Linked DNA regions of Homo sapiens: region 2 is linked to region 1. A link is a contact called in ENCODE Hi-C or POLR2A ChIA-PET data. All regions are on one chromosome and are shown on one strand. Each heading gives the region's core, a stretch centred on a gene start or an enhancer-like site at or near the end of the contact. The rest is flanking DNA. Distances are from core to core; before and after follow the strand shown. Region 1 overlaps SLC24A3 (solute carrier family 24 member 3). Region 2 has its middle 23 kb from the start of RIN2.

Region 1 (3,461 bases), core at 662-3,161:
ATGTACAAAGGGATTGCTTGCTGCTGCAGTTGAAAAAATAAAATTTATTCTCTATTTAAACAAATAAAATGTCCTTCTATGTGTCAGATGGATACTGGTGCAGTGTGAGTGGCAGACATTAAGTGGATGAGGTCTTAAACTCAGATTCTAACAGCAGAGAGAGATGTGGTTAATAACTGTGAAACAAGGAAGAACGTGGATGGGCCAGCAGGGATGTGGAAAGAGATTATGTGCAGTGTGAGGATGTATTTGGGCAGAGCTTAGAAGGATTAGAAGATTTAGGATGTGGGGAGCATTTGGGGTTCTTCTCTTCATAGGGATTCTTCCCTTATTAAATGCCCTCTCAAGGAAGGAGAGCAACTACTTGAGTAGAATAAGGAGAATGCAGAATATTAAAGCATGCCACTAGGATCTGGGGCTGATTTTATGACCCTCACTCCCCGATTCAGTTCACCAGGTTGATCCTTCCCTGTTTCTTGTTCATTTACATTTTAGTCTTGACTCAAGATAAACTTTTCCAAATAGTGGAAGTTAGCATTACTTATGAAATGCAACATTCACAGCTTTAACCAAATCATGGCTTCCTAGTAGTTCCTAGGTTGTGATTATTACTGAAAAATAAGCTAACCAGAAATTTTTCCATTGAATTTTTAAAGCTCAAAATGAAATCTCCTTTTCAACAGACGGTGCTGAAACAACTATATATCTATGTGCCAAATAATAAAATTGAATCCCTACCTCACACCATATATCAAATGGAATCTCCTTGACTTCCCTGGAGTTCATAAACTGTTTATTGATTATATTACTGATTTTCTACTTTCAAAAGAGTGGTCTGCATTGGATGTTTGTATCCCCAGCATAAAATGATTTTTTTTTTTTTTGCACTTATTACAGAAACAGCAGCATTTGGATGGAAACACAACATGACACACCTTTCTCCAAAGTCTTCCTAACCAAGTCTCCCCCAAGAGGACTCTTGTGCATGTCATGGCTATTGATCATAATAAGCCAGAGTGGTTTCTTCTCCTGCATTTCCCCCTTGACTTCAAGGATAAAGTAGATCTTCAATTTCAAGACTTAATGTGGCCCTTGTATAATTCCAGCAGAATGACCAGAGTGATCCAATTATGTCATCTTCAGGTGAAAAACATGAATTTGGACCAAACATCCACTAAAGCCTGAATTTTTGTTTTCATGATGTCACCGTGTCAGTAGACATTGAGATCTGGAAAGAGTATACTTTCATAGCTCTGGGAATTACTGATAGAAGAATAATGTTTAATTTTTTTTGTTCTCTAAAGAGTATTGGGAAAATGTCAGAAGGGGAGGAAAGGAGGAGAGATCATTAGGAGAATGATTTATGGTGTGCTGAATCGAGTTGGAATTTCAGGCCTGATATCCATGTCTAGTCAGGAAGATTTCAAAGTTAGTAAGATAAACTGGTTTGCTTCTGGGGTGAGTTTTAGTTTTGTTTTGAAAGTTTTTGATTTCACCTTCTATGATTGTCCCCTTTAATCAAAGTAAAATAAGAAATAACATCATGGATCTGAAGGACATTGAAAGTTTCTCATTCTCTGCTCCTGCCTGTCCCTCCCTCACTGGAGAGTCATCCTGGTGAAAATATATTATTCAGGGATGAATTCTTCAGGTTGTTTAGAGCCCAGGTTTTTTTTTCTTCTTCTTTTTGATGTCTGTTTTTTAGCCATTGTCTTCTAGTCCTCAACAGAGGGACAAAAAGCAGTTAAAATTCAGATAGTTCTGATTTTTAATTCCTCATAACTTTGATAAGAGGTCAATGGGGAAGTGAAACAAGCTGAGGAGTAAACCAGATGGACTGCCAACGGGTTCATCAGACCCCTGCATGCAGCACTCTGAGTTGGGCTGAGGAGTATCTTCATTGGCATCCTTGTCACGTATGACTGAGTAGAGACAGAAAGCCACTAAATATTTTTTAAGGAAGTTAGGTTGTGTTAACTGCGAAGCTTTTGTTCAGACCATGATATGCAAGTTTGAGTTCAGAGCTGAACTTCTTGATAACAAGAGAAGACTGCATTACTGAAGGAACCAGTAATCTCCCATCTCCACCCTTTGCTCATGAAGCATTTATCTCATCTTGAAAATAAATGCTGAATTAATGTTTTTTTTTAATAAAAATATGTTTCGGGGGGCACCAAATTACGAGGTTATTCATGCCCTCGTGTCTCAGCCTGGACCTGAAGTGTCCCTCTAATTCATGAAAGGTAACTTTCACTGCTGGTGAAAGTGAATGCAAAGGCCATGGAAGAGCTAAACATGGATTCCCATTTATTCAACATGCTTTTCATGGCTTGAGTATGTGCCTGCCCCATACTGTGTGCCATGAAGAAGACAGACATGTGAAAGGCTCAATGTCAGCCCTCATGGGGCTTCCTGTGGTCAGGATATGAGGGTGTCATAAAGCTGTCCCAAAACTTCAGGAATGAATCTGGACAAATAACCATGTAAAAAATATTGTCATTCTGGAAAACAATCTTTTATATAACTTTTCTAACACTGAGAAAAATCATCTAAAGAAGAACTTGAAATGTTAACTTGAAAAGTATAGATTTAGGTAAAACTCTAAAACCTATAGGTTAATGTACAAAGATGTCTGTGGTGTCACTACTTACAACAGTGAAAGGTTTGAATCAACATAAGTGTCCAAGAGCAGCAGCATGATTAAGTACACTTTGGAATATACTGTAATAATAGGTCACCTTGAAGATGATGTTTCCAATGAGATTTTGAGGAAAAAACGTTTGATATAACAGGAAGTATAAAAAGCAATGTATAAAATTGCCTACATAGGATGATCTTTGCTATACAAAGTAACCTAGAGAAAGAAAAATATGCTGAAATGTTAACAATAGTTATCTATGGATTAGACTCTGGGTGATTGTCATTTAATCCTCTAGAGCTACAGGGTCCAACAGTCAGCCACAAGCCACATGTGGCTATATGAATTTCAGGCACAACACTAACCTAATTACCTGGATCCTTCTTGCATCCAAGTGGGTACATGTAACTTATGTGGACAGTGGGATGGGAACAGTTGGGACAGACACCACTTCCAGGCCTCATCAGAAAGTGATCTACACAATATTCCATGCCCTTGCCTTCTCTGCTTTCTGTGTAGCTATGGGAGAAGGACTTCAAGATGGTAGAACCACTGGATGGACTGTGCCACAAACCCTGAGTTTCTGCTTGGAAGAGACATGAGAGCTGCCAGGATGGGAACATCTGCAGTGGAATTTGAGTAAAAAACCAATCCCGTGTTGGGCTACTCCAGTGGAATTTTGGGGTTTTTGGTAATACAGTAGCTAGCAACACTTATTCTGAAAAATAAAACCATAATTTGACCTTCTCTGCGAAAGTTGTTGACACAGCAGGCCTGGTTATTTAATCCTTGCATACCTCCAGGAGAGTCCTGAACCATGGTT
Region 2 (3,461 bases), core at 487-2,986, 34 kb before region 1:
GTGAACATGCATGTATGACGAATGATTTCAATTGAAACCAGCACGAGTTTCACACAATTACCCAACACTTGGAAATAAAGACAAGAGAGGGTTAAGGTTAGGGTTAAGGTTAGTTTCTCCTTTCAGTGGCATACTGAAACATTGCTCAACAGACGCACCCAAGGATTGTTGTGTGAACTAAGGGAGTGCACCTCTGACTCACTCTTTACTGTTGATGGAGGACTCACACTTTATGAAGTTACACTTCAACATGTGTATCTTGTCTGGGAAAGGCAAATCATTTGAATCAGGTAATGAAGACTGCGAGAGGTTATGAGTGTGGTTGCATTGGAGCTCATTCATTAGTCTCAAATCTAGCACTCTTCACAGTCTTTGTATATACCTATACATCCTGATGTCCTCAACATGCTTTTTGAGCTACATTTACCATCTTACTGATTAATGTGTTAATAAGCTAATAAATCTAAACCTACACTCATTTTAGTTTTCCATGAGAGTAGTCTTGGAAAGATTTTTGAGCATTGTGCTTTCACACAATTTTGGACTTTTTATCTGTATCCTTGTTTTGGTGGTGGACTATAAGAGGTTATGCTATTTTTTATTTCTTGCTAGTTTCTTTTTTTAGAGATAGGGTCTCACACTGTCACCCAGGCTGGAATGCAGTGGTACGATCATAGCTCACTGCAACCTCGAACTCCTGAGCATAAGTGATCCTTCTGCCTGAGCCTCCCAAGTAGCCAGAACTACACTACAGGTGCATGCCACCATGGCTGGCTAATTTTTAAATTTTCTGTAGAGATAGGGTCTTGCTATGTTGCCCAGGCTGGTCTCCAAAGCCTGGCCTCAAATAATCCTCTGGCTTTGACCTTCCAAAGCACTGGGATTACAAAGGTGAAAAACCGTACCCAACATATAAAAGGTTATTAAGGCCGAGCACGGTGGCTCACTCCTATAATTCCAGAACTTTGGGAGGCTGAGGTGGGCAGATCACTAGAGGTCAAGAGTTCGAGACCATCCTGGCCAACATGGTGAAACCCTGTCTCTACTAAAAATACAAAAATTAGCCGAGCATGGTGGCGCGTGCCTGTAGTCCCAGTTACTCAGGAGGCTGAGGCAGGAGAATCGCTTGAACCCAGGAGGCAGAGCTTGCAGTGAGCCGAGATCGAGCCACTGCACTCCAGCCTGGCGACAGAGCAAGACTCCATCTCAAAAAAAAAAAAAAAAGTTATTAATAAAAGCACCAAGGGTGTGTTTTCTTGTGTCAGGCTCTTGTTAGTCCTGGGAAGAGGCCACAGACCAAAACTCCTCACTGCCCTGTCGTTATCTGTATGTAGAATAAAATGAAATGCCAGAATAAAATGCCTCATTTGGTTTCATCTGGATTTTTTTTTGCAAATGAAATTCTGTAATGATGGCCTGAGCAGATGTGAAAGGGGCATTTAGAACCAATTCCCAGTTGTTTTGTTTTATATTTGGATTGGGGTGCAAAATGGGCAAGAGAGAGTTGGGCTGTAGTAAAGGCAACACGAGGTCCCAAGGAAAGGAAAATTTAACCTGAAGGAAAATTCAGGGACTGTGTGAACTAAAATCCAAAATTTGTCATGCAGAGAGCTGTGATTAATTTCTTTCACAAGCTGCAGAAGAACAGATTTCCATTCTCGCTCACACAATTGAACTTGGTAATGCCTACACAACAGATGACTACTGCTACTCCCCTGGGCAAAGAAATTATCCCCGCCTCTGGTGCCCTGTGGGCTGAGTCATCTGCTCCTCCACTTCCTGGCTGTGTTTGCTCCTGGCGTCAAATCTTGCTGCTATCCAGCTGGGTTCCAATGATTATTTCAAAATTAACAGCCTAATGTCGTCCCGATGGGACCCGTCCCCACACTTATTACAAAAAATTGCTGTTACATAAACCACTTTTTTCCTTGTCCTATTTTCTGCCCCCTTTTTTAAATGTGTTGAGTTTCTTGGTTGAGGTTTTTTTTTGTTTTTTGTCCCCCATTCCCTTAGCCCCTTATCTTGCAAGTAAAGCACAGTGTCGCAGGGCTACAGGCCTGTTTTGTTTGTCAGTACAGCTTAGGAACTTTCTATACTAGCAAGATATCTGATGTGAGTCCCCTTCTAAAGAAACAACTGGAATGAATTTGAAAATCAAGTAGGAAACACCTTGAGTTAAATCTTTATCTTTTAATTGAGCTCTCTAGTTTCTCCTCTGCCCCATCAAAACAAAGGCTTATTGGAACTAAAAGATGACCCTTTTGCCCTTTAAACTGTACCAATCTATCCCCAGTTTCAAATGTGTTGCTCTCCATAACTCTTGTCTGTCCACATTTGGCAAGTCTTGTAATACACACGGATACCCTTGACTTAATATAGAGTGACCTCCTGGACAAGGCTTCTGTGCAACCTGCTTCTTGTCTTCTGAAGAGCAGAGCAGAGAGCTACTGGCAGCTCATCTCACACTTGACTATTCACAGAAATCACCTGGGGATCTTGTTAAAATGCAGGCTCTAGTTCAGGAGGTCTGGATGGGGCCTGAGAGTCTGCATTTCTAACAAGTTCCCCAGTGATGCTGTTGCTCATGCTGCTGGCTCTGGGACTATCCTTTGAGAACCGTTGCTCTGAAGCATCCCGTCTGTTTCAGGGCAGACGGCCTCATGACCTTTGCCAAAGGCAGAAGCAATGTTCTCTCTACACCATGGAAGAAACTCTAGGGCCTTTGTTGGCCAAGTCGGCCCCTCAGTACGCTCTGTCTGCTCTGCTCAATATTGGAGCCCCTAATCACATATGGTTCTTTAAATGCAGATTTAAATTAAAGATAAACAAGGTTAAACATTTTGTTCCTCAGTTGCATGAGCCACACTGCAAGTGCTCAACGGCAACAGGCCTCTGGTGGCTACTGTACTGAGCAGCAGAGGTAAAGAACATTTCCATCATCATGGGAAGTCCTGCTGGACAGTGCTGTCCTCCAGGAACTCCAAAAATCATTTCTCTCTCTCTCTCTCTCTCATCAAAGCTGCCGGGTTAAGGCCCACTCACACTGGGTAGCAAAGGCCTGCAGGACACAGGGCTTTCCTTTAGGAATCTGCACAATGAAAGATCGCAAATGGTATGATTATGCTTCCTTAAACCAGTGGTTCTGAACCATGGATACATGTCAGAAATACCTGGGAGTCCCAAACAAAATCTGAGGTCCTGGGGTGTGTCAGACACCAGAGAACCCAAATCGGGATGGGGTGGGGGTTGGCGGCTGGGCCTTGGGATTCTTAAATGCATCCTAGGTGGTTCTAATGTGGACCCAAGGTGAGGAATCACTGCTTCCACCTGAATTTAGTGCCGTGCCCTGCACTGACGCACGGTGTGAGAAGGGCTAGGAAACATTTTCTGGGCTTCTCAAAATACTCTGCTTGTTTTCAGCTCCTCATGGCTTTTTCAGTGCCTCCATTTTCAGGTGAAGT

The links. Hi-C counts contacts between places; a loop is a spot of excess contacts on that map. ChIA-PET counts read pairs that join two places held with the same protein, here RNA polymerase II (POLR2A). Pooled maps may share reads with other maps.
Region 2: a map of endothelial cell of umbilical vein shows a loop between it and region 1 (2.9-fold over the local background). The contact joins two enhancer-like sites. A Hi-C loop is called at or near these places in 24 of 168 maps with a recorded cell type or tissue (B cell, CD14-positive monocyte, Calu3 and 17 more), 2 of 37 single-sample maps with no recorded cell type and 15 of 50 pooled maps. POLR2A ChIA-PET finds 5 or more read pairs at or near these places in 5 of 52 experiments (A673, MCF 10A, OCI-LY7 and 2 more).

What each region holds. Positions count from the first base shown.
Region 1 is chr20:19,700,046-19,703,506 of GRCh38, reverse strand. All of the region lies in intron 15 of SLC24A3 (solute carrier family 24 member 3), which reads right to left. Among named protein-coding and RNA genes, the nearest start is that of RIN2, 56 kb to the left of the region's middle. Within about 2 kb of position 1,911, at least 3 of the 41 ENCODE cell types and tissues checked have a DNase peak (open chromatin) inside an H3K27ac peak, as active enhancers do; they include CD14-positive monocyte, where a contact is called at or near this core.
Region 2 is chr20:19,733,931-19,737,391 of GRCh38, reverse strand. No RefSeq gene overlaps it. Among named protein-coding and RNA genes, the nearest start is that of RIN2, 23 kb to the left of the region's middle. Within about 2 kb of position 1,736, at least 17 of the 41 ENCODE cell types and tissues checked have a DNase peak (open chromatin) inside an H3K27ac peak, as active enhancers do; they include CD14-positive monocyte, where a contact is called at or near this core.